Linked DNA regions of Homo sapiens: region 1 is linked to region 2. Evidence: chromatin contacts called from ENCODE Hi-C or POLR2A ChIA-PET data. All regions are on one chromosome and are shown on one strand. The core of a region is the stretch at or near the end of the contact, and the rest is flanking DNA. Distances in the headings are between cores, read along the strand shown.

What was found. Hi-C counts contacts between places; a loop is a spot of excess contacts on that map. ChIA-PET counts read pairs that join two places held with the same protein, here RNA polymerase II (POLR2A). Pooled maps may share reads with other maps.
Region 1: a pooled map shows a loop between it and region 2 (4-fold over the local background). The contact joins the enhancer-like site here to the promoter of ARHGAP31 in region 2. A Hi-C loop is called at or near these places in 3 of 50 pooled maps. POLR2A ChIA-PET finds 5 or more read pairs at or near these places in 2 of 52 experiments (activated T-cell and activated naive CD4-positive, alpha-beta T cell).

The regions. Positions count from the first base shown.
Region 1 is chr3:119,934,890-119,939,299 of GRCh38, forward strand. The region is part of intron 3 of GSK3B (glycogen synthase kinase 3 beta); the gene reads right to left. Among named protein-coding and RNA genes, the nearest start is that of MIR6529, 150 kb to the right of the region's middle. RefSeq lists an enhancer at 2,592-2,691. Within about 2 kb of position 2,507, at least 2 of the 41 ENCODE cell types and tissues checked have a DNase peak (open chromatin) inside an H3K27ac peak, as active enhancers do.
Region 2 is chr3:119,292,690-119,296,560 of GRCh38, forward strand. It overlaps ARHGAP31 (Rho GTPase activating protein 31), which reads left to right and starts at 1,694. Exons shown (of 12, transcript NM_020754.4): 1 at 1,694-2,315. The coding sequence starts at 2,216. RefSeq lists an enhancer at 1,117-1,166 and a silencer at 2,007-2,126.

The DNA.
Region 1 (4,410 bases), core at 1,257-3,756, 640 kb after region 2:
CATTTTAATTTACTCCATTCTGTATTACTTCAATTTTTTATATAGTATGCATGTAATAACATTTTAGTTTTGCTGAAATATTAAAATAACATAAAAACAGATGACAACTGATATTCAAAAGAAACTCCTAGATTATTTTTGAGCAGATGATAATTACCACCTCATTTGCTGTCAGTAACATTTATACTTTATGAGGAGGTCCTGATAATTCAAACTCAAGAGCTTTATTATTACTTATATATTCACTTCCTAGGTCATACTCCATTGAAAATGTTAGCATTTCATCAGTCAAGTTTCATCCAGATAATCAATAAACCACTTTAATAAGACATCAACATAAAACTTTAAGGAAGATAGACCAAGCGAACTTAGATAGGTAATCACTTTATTTCACTGAATAAAATTCACTTCTATCAGTAATTTTCATAATATAGTAAGATAAAGAGAGAGGAAAAGAGGGGAGAATTGCATATTGTCAACCTGATCAAGGTACCATTTCTGTAATTTGGGGTTTTCATCTAATTGAAAAAGAACAACGACAACAAAATTATTTTTATACTAGGAGGCTGACCTTGACCTAATCATATATGAACCCACTTTTACTTTCCTAGCCTCATCTCCACTACAATCCCCACTACCCCAACTTTATATACCAGCAATTTCAAACTACTTGTATCTCCTCTACACACACTGTGCTATTAAACATCACCAAGTCTTTAAAATACTCTGTACTCCTTGGCATACATCAGTTCTACACTGTTTATCTAAATAGTTCCTATTAATTGGTATTAAAACCAATTCTTCACAGACTCTTTCAAAAAACAGAAGCAGAGGGAATACTTCTCAATGTCATTCTATGAAGCCAGTATTACCCAATACTAAAACCAAAGACATGACAAGGAAAACAAAAACAAAATAAAACTACTGATCGATATCCCTTATGAATATAGATGCAAAAACTCTTAACAAAGTACTGTTTAGCAACATATAAAAATGATTACACACTATGACCCAAGTGAGATTAATCTCAGAAATGTAAGGTAGGTTTAACATTCAAAAATCAACTTATATAAAACACCATTTTAATAAAAACAAAAACCACATAATCAATAGAGAAAAAGCACTTGCCAAAATCCAACACCCTTTCATAAAAATGCTTCAACAAGCTGGAAATAGAAGAGAACTTCCTCAACTGATAACACTATATCTATGAAAAACCCAAGACTAACATCACACTTGAAGATGAAAGACTGAATGCTTTGCCACTAAAATCAGGAGCAAGAACAAGAATGTCTGCATTTATCTCTTCTAGTAAGCATTTATCTGCATTTATCTCTTCTGTACTAGAGACTCTAGCCAGAACGGTGTCCAGAAGAAAAAAATAAAAGGCTTCAGGTTATATATATAAATAACATAAATATATATAAAAATATAAATATATATAAAAAATATATATATATATATATTTTTTTTTTGAGACAAAGTCTCGCTCTGTCACCCAGGCTGGAGTGCAGTGGTAGGATCTCAGCTCACTTCAACCTCTGCCTCCCAGGTTCAAGTGATTCTCCTGCCTCGGCCTCCTGAGTAGCTGGGATTACAGGCGCACACCACCATACCTGGCTAATTTTTGTATTTTTTAGTAGAGATGGGGTTTTGCCATGTTGGCCAGGCTGGTCTCGAACTCCTGACCTCAGGTGATCCACCTGCCTTGGCCTCCCAAAGTGCTGGGATTACAGGTGTGAGCCAATGCACCTAGCCTTGGGTATCGTATGTTGATTAAAAAAATCAAGTCATCAAGGAGCTATAACAATTATATACACAAATGCACCAATCAACACAGCCCCCAATACATGAAACAAAGACTAACAGAATAGAAGGGAGAAATGGGCAGCTGTACAATAGTTGGAGACTTCAATATACCACTCTCAATAATGAACAGAACATCAAGACAGATCAATAAGGAAACAGATAACTTGAACAACACTAAAAACCAACTGGACCCAACATACATATACAGAATACAGCCACCCCCAAATAGCAGAGAACACATTATTTTGCACCTGAGCATAGGTCTATGCAGGATAGACCATATATTAGGCCACAAAACAATGTTAATAAATTTTAAAAGACTGAAATCATATGAAATATCTTTTCTGACCACAATGAAATGAAACTAAAAATTAGTAATGAAGGGAAACCAGAAAATTCACAAATGTGTGGAAATTGAACAATTCACTGTAGACAACCAATGGTTTAAAGAAGATAACAGACAACACACTTGCTATAGTTTGGACTGTTTGTCCCCCTAAACCTCATGGTAAAACTTGATCCTCAGTGTTGGAGATGGGGTCTAATGGAAGGTATTTGGACCACAGAGGTGGATCCCTCATGAATGGAATTGTGCCTTCCTCTTGGTAATGAATGTGTTCTCATTCTATGAGTTCCCTCCCACTACAACTGGTTGGTAAAAAGAGCCTGACACCTCTCTGCTATCTGGCCACGTAACCACTGCATATGTTGGCTCCCCTTCACCTTCCACCACAAGTGGAGGCAGCCTGAGACTTTCACTTTCTAGCTAGCAGAATTGTGAGCCACATAAACCTCTTTCCTTTACAAATTACTTGGCCTCAGGTATTCCTTTATAGCAGCACTAAACTGACTAAGATAATACTCTTAAACAAGAAAAATTTTTACATAGTTAAGACATAATACCAAGACTTACGGGATGCAGCAAAGACAGTGCTCAGAAGGAAATTTACAGCTGTAAATGCTTACATTAAGAAAGAAGATCTCAAATCATTAATCTAACTCTACAACCGGAGAACTACAAAGAAGAAACTGAACCCAAAGCTAACAGAAGGAAGGAAATAAGAAATATATGAATAGAGATGAATAAAACAGAGAACAGAAAAAAAACAGAATCAACAAAACTAAAAGTTTTTTTTCTTTTCAATCAACAAAACTGACAAACCCTTAAAAGAGTTTAGATGTAGGGATAGACTGACAAATAAAAAGAAAAAGAATTAAAATCAGAAATGAAAGTGGGGCCATTACTACTAACCTCACAGAGACAAAAAGGATGAAAACAGCATACTACAAATAATCGTATGTTAACATATTAGACAACCTGGATGAAATGGGCAAATTCCTACAAATACACAGATTATCAAACTGACTCAAAATGAAACAGACGATCTTAACAAACATACACACAAGTAGAGATTTAATTAGTAATAAAGAAAAAAACCTCCCAACAAAGTAAAGTCCAGGACCTGATGATTTCAGTGGTAACTTCTGCCAGTTTACTAAAGAAGAAATTAACAATAATCTTTCTAAGACTCTTCTAAAAAAAATAGAAAAGGAAGGAGCACTTCTTACCTCATTCTACAAGGCAAGCATTACCCTATACCAAAGCCAGATAAACACATCACAAAAAAGAAAAATTACCAACCAATATCCCTTATAAATATAAACGCAAAAATCCTCATGAAAATACTAGAATATGAAATCTAATAGCATATTAAAAGGATTATACCCCATGACCAAGATTGGGGTATAATCCTTTATCTCAGGAATACAACAGTGGTTCAACATAAGAAAATCAATGTAATATATCATGTTAATAAAATGATGGAAAAAACCCCACACGATCATTTCAATTATCACCAAAAGGGCATCTGATAAACTCCAATTCCATTTCGTGATAAAACGGAAAATGTTTTAAAAATAACAGTGATAGCTGCATTATATCATATACGTAATTAATGCTCTTGAATTCTATACAATTATATATTGATATTCAGCAATGAATATCCCAAAAGTAAAATTAAGAAAATAATTCCTTTACAATAACACAATCTATAGAAATAGTTATTGTAATACCTATAATAAATCTTAATATACTTCAAAAAACAAAAGTTAATATCTGGGCTGAGCCTATTTTAGCTCTCAGTTTTCTACGACTATCTAGAAGGCTTTCAATAAATCTACATAGCCAACTTCACATTGTCTCAGGCACTGGGCTAAGCATTAAAGAAACAAAATTAATAAAATCTCACCATGCTGCTGAGAATTACACAACCTAGTAAAAAGATCTAGTTAAAAAAAAAATAATTAAAATACAAGAAAAATGTCATGAAAGAGGTATGTGCAAGATATTCCAAGGAGAGAGAAGCTTTTGGGGCTAAAAGGGGGGCTGGGGGGAGAGAAAATAGTGAGATATCAGATGGAGCTACTTTTGAGCAGAGACAATACAATGAAAAAGAACTCAACAAAAATAGAGCAGGGGTGGAGGGTAGGAAAGAAGCATTCCAGAAGGTATTTGCATTAACAGGGATAATACAACATATTCTGACAATTGCACATACTTTGGGCAAGGCTAGAACATAGATAGCCTGTGAGAAAGGAGAG
Region 2 (3,871 bases), core at 444-2,943:
CCACTAGGAGTTACTTTAATAATTGAGGAGTGGATGGTCCTCACTGAGTGGGCCTGGAAAGGAATAAACCAAGCTGAGAGGCATGGTGAAGAGCTCATCGTCTGGGCGGGACTACCTTGCAGGTGGGAGAGGAAGGAGACAAATGAGTCTGTGGTTACTTGAAGACATTTCACCAAGATGACTGGGGCAAATGCTTCTCAGTGTCACTGAGAGATGGAAAATGAAAAACAGGAAAGACAATTCATAGAGGTTGGGCTGCAAACTCAAGTGGCAGCAGAGGCCAGGCAGGTGCAAAAGGGGGAAGACAGGCCGTGGGGTCTGCAAAACTGCAAGAGTCGTCTCTCTAAAGAGGGTGCCTCCAAGGGGCCTGCCACAACTCAGCATCAGCCGTCCTTGCCATATGGGAATGCACTTGTGGTGTAACTAGATCTTCCATTTTTTCAAGAGAAGCCAGAAATTCAGATTTTATGTGAAATCTCTTAACTTTTTAATGCTAGCTACTAATTTTAAAACGTGTTAAAGCATGGTGTCTGCCAGCCAAGTACATCTATGGGCCAGATCTGGCAGGGTGGCTATCAAGTTGTGACCTCTGACATAGAGAAAATGTCAAGGGTCAAAGTTCATAGACTGTTAAGGTTACATAGAGAGACAGTGACTGTAAAGGGATTCAGTACCTAAAATGCTACGGATGCAGCTTTGCCAGCAATCTGAGCTGTATGACATATGCCCCTATCCTTCAAGCCTGTATATGGATTTGAATTTATACAGGAAGTTTCATCTAATCCTCAAATGGTTAAATCACAAGAATTTGAGTGCTTTCTGTGTGCTGAGTACACAGAAGTTAAAGAATTTAAAATCTAACTGGAGAAGAAAAAAACATGCCCTCTTGAAACAACTTGAAACAAATTATGAAAGAACCTGGGAGACTGCTTTCTTCACATTTCATGTGTCAGAGGCATCTTAAATCCTGGTTTGTCCCCCCCAAATCACTTCCATTTAGAAAACTTTGCAGTAGTGTGTGTGTGTGTCTTGAATATGTAACCAGAAATCTGATTTCCTGGGCAGTGGTTACAAAGCTGCAGCCTCTCTTTGCCCAGGGGTATCTTTACCCCAGAGTGGGAGGGGAGTGAGCTGAGGTGGGGGTGCACGAACGCTGCAGAGGAGGTTGGGATGGGAGTGGCCGGCGTGAAGCCACTGCCTGTCAGGTTTCTCCGCTGGAGTCCCCTGTTTGTCTCTGTCATTACTCTTTAAGTATTTGCGTAGCAGACAGGCGGGCACCGAAATAGAAAGTGTCAAAGATACGATGACAATGAGGATAAAACCAGGGCAGAGGGTTCTGAAAGTCCCAACCAGCACGGTCCCCGCAGAATGCCAGCGCACCTCCTCCCGCCACTTCAAAGAGCCGGCTCGGCGGGGCAGGAAGCGGCGGCTGCGGCTGCGGGTCCTGCGAGAAGAGCGCGATTTCCTCCGGGGCTGCCCAGTTATCTCTGGAGTCGCAGAACTGCTCTCGGGAGAACGCGTTCTCTACCCCAACCCCGTGCTCCTCAACCCACCCACCTACTTCCTCTAGCTCCACACACTCACAAGCACCGAGCTGCCAAAAATTTCCACCCACCGCCCCCCTCCCTAGCTAACTTCCTTCCAGCATTTCCTGAGCTGGATGATCCTAGGATTTGTAAGACAGGAAAAAAAGGAAGGCGTGAGGGCGGGCAGCAGCGACAGGATGCTTGTTTTTCGCTCTACCAAAGTCGTCTGAAGGCGAGACAGCGGGCCCAGGGCGCAGGACCCACCGCAGCCCCCTGGGCAGTCTCCTCGCCCCGCGTCCGCGTCGTCTCCGGGGCACTTAGTAAGGGGTGGGGAGAGCTTGCCCTCCCTCTTAAGCTGAGGAGAAACACCCGAAGACACCGCAGGAGCCTGTGAAAGTCCCTAGGACTCCAAGTGAGGAAGTGACACTCCCAGGCGAGCCGGCCCGCGGCTGCCAGTCTGCACGGCCTCGGCACGGCGGCCCCGGAGCGGCGCGGGGTGGATCTCAGGCTCTGCCGGCCCGCGGCCCGCGGGGTCCATGCGCAGGGCCCCCAGCCCAAGTTCTTCCATCTTCCGATGCGGCCCCCCAGAGCCGCGGGGCAGCCGGTGATCTAGCCCGGGAGCCCATCTTACAGCGGTGCCAAGCAGAGGGGCGGCAGAGACGGAGGGGCAGCCTCTTTGGGACTAACTCATGAAGAACAAGGGTGCTAAGCAGAAGCTGAAACGAAAGGGAGCCGCCAGCGCGTTTGGCTGTGACCTGACGGAGTATCTGGAAAGCTCGGGACAGGATGGTAATGTGCCTTGGCCTTTCTCCCCCGCCCCCACCTTCTTTTTGTTTGAGGGAGAGACGGACTCTCTCGAGTTGTGATAGAGTCGGTTCACAAGTTAATGTATTCCAGGCCTGTGCGCTCATTGCACTTTTTTTTCTTTTTTTTTTTTAAAGAACATAAACGATTCTTAAGGTGCACAGCGCTGCTGTCCCGACGCGCAGAGGCTGCTGTGTCAGTCCTTCCGTTTGCCTCACACAAGCTGTTAATGGGTGGTACTGCCGCAAGTTTACCGGGCCACCTCAGGGGATGGGGGTGGAAGCTGCAGAGGTCCCAATCCTAAACTTGGCACGTTGGAAGGGAGGGAGGAGGGGTGGACATGTGGGATGGTGATCAGTGGTCTTGCCTGGGTACAAAATCATGACCGCCTTAGCTGTCCCTCCTGGGCTCTCCAATTTCGTCTGCTCACATCTTTTTTTATTAATGTGTTAGAAGGCAGTTGCGGGTGGGGGGTGGGGGAGGATCCTGGCTGGGGGAGTGGTTGCACAAACATTTCTGAATTTCTGAGCTGATGCCAAATATATAGTACCTCCACCCCCTTTCCACAACCCCCTCCCCGCCCTGCAAGACCTTTTCCCTCCTCTTGGCTTTCAGATTAACATTTGGTGTGTCAGACAAGAAGAGTGTTGTAAAAAGGTCAGAGGGCCTCCATTTTTAAATAGTTTAGGGTAAGTAGAGAAAAGGAAAACTTCTCTGTTTTCAAGGTCAGATGGGGGTAGGGGGGAGTTGGGGATGGGGGAATCCAGCGGAGACAATTTAAACATTTGTTGGGGAAGGGGGAAAGAAAACACCATCTAGATTACAATAACAGCGTTTGAGCTTAGAAGTGTTTAATCATAGGAAAGTTGGAAAATTGAGCATTAAATGACTCCTTTTGTAAGGTTGACTGGTTTTGCACTTACCCTTGACAAAAAGGCCTTGTCTTCAGAAGCTTCAGCGAGAGGAAAATAGCCTACTATATAGGCCATGTGTTTATACATAGATAGATACAACAAAGGGGAAAACTAAGGGCTGTGTAACCGTGCGGAATAATTCTGCCTCCAGGAAAATAATCTCAAAACCTATTTGATTAGTCCATATCGAATATGCATTTCAAAAACAGTGCAATGCTTTTGTTTCACTTCTGTGTTTTGGGAGACTCAGCACCACCTAGTAATTTGCAGTGGTGTGATATTCCTGTGGTATTCTAGAGTTCAGTCTGCTGTGTCATTAGGACAAATAGCTTAGGATTTTAGAGCTTGGAGAACCACAGGTTTCAAAACTGACTCTTTTGAAATTGATGCATAACTTAACACTTCATTGAATCCTCACCAACCATCTGGAGAGGTAGATTTGAGATAAAAATCACTTGGTTTGAGTTTTTTTGAGTGTGAGAAAACTCCAAGTATGCCTCTTAACCACTATCGTCAGAAGTTTACAATGAAAGGTTCCTCTTCACCTATTTTTGCAGGGGCCTTCAAGTTAACCTCCAGGTACACTAGGAATGCTCCTGGGATGCCACCTTTCACCATGCGGGTGTT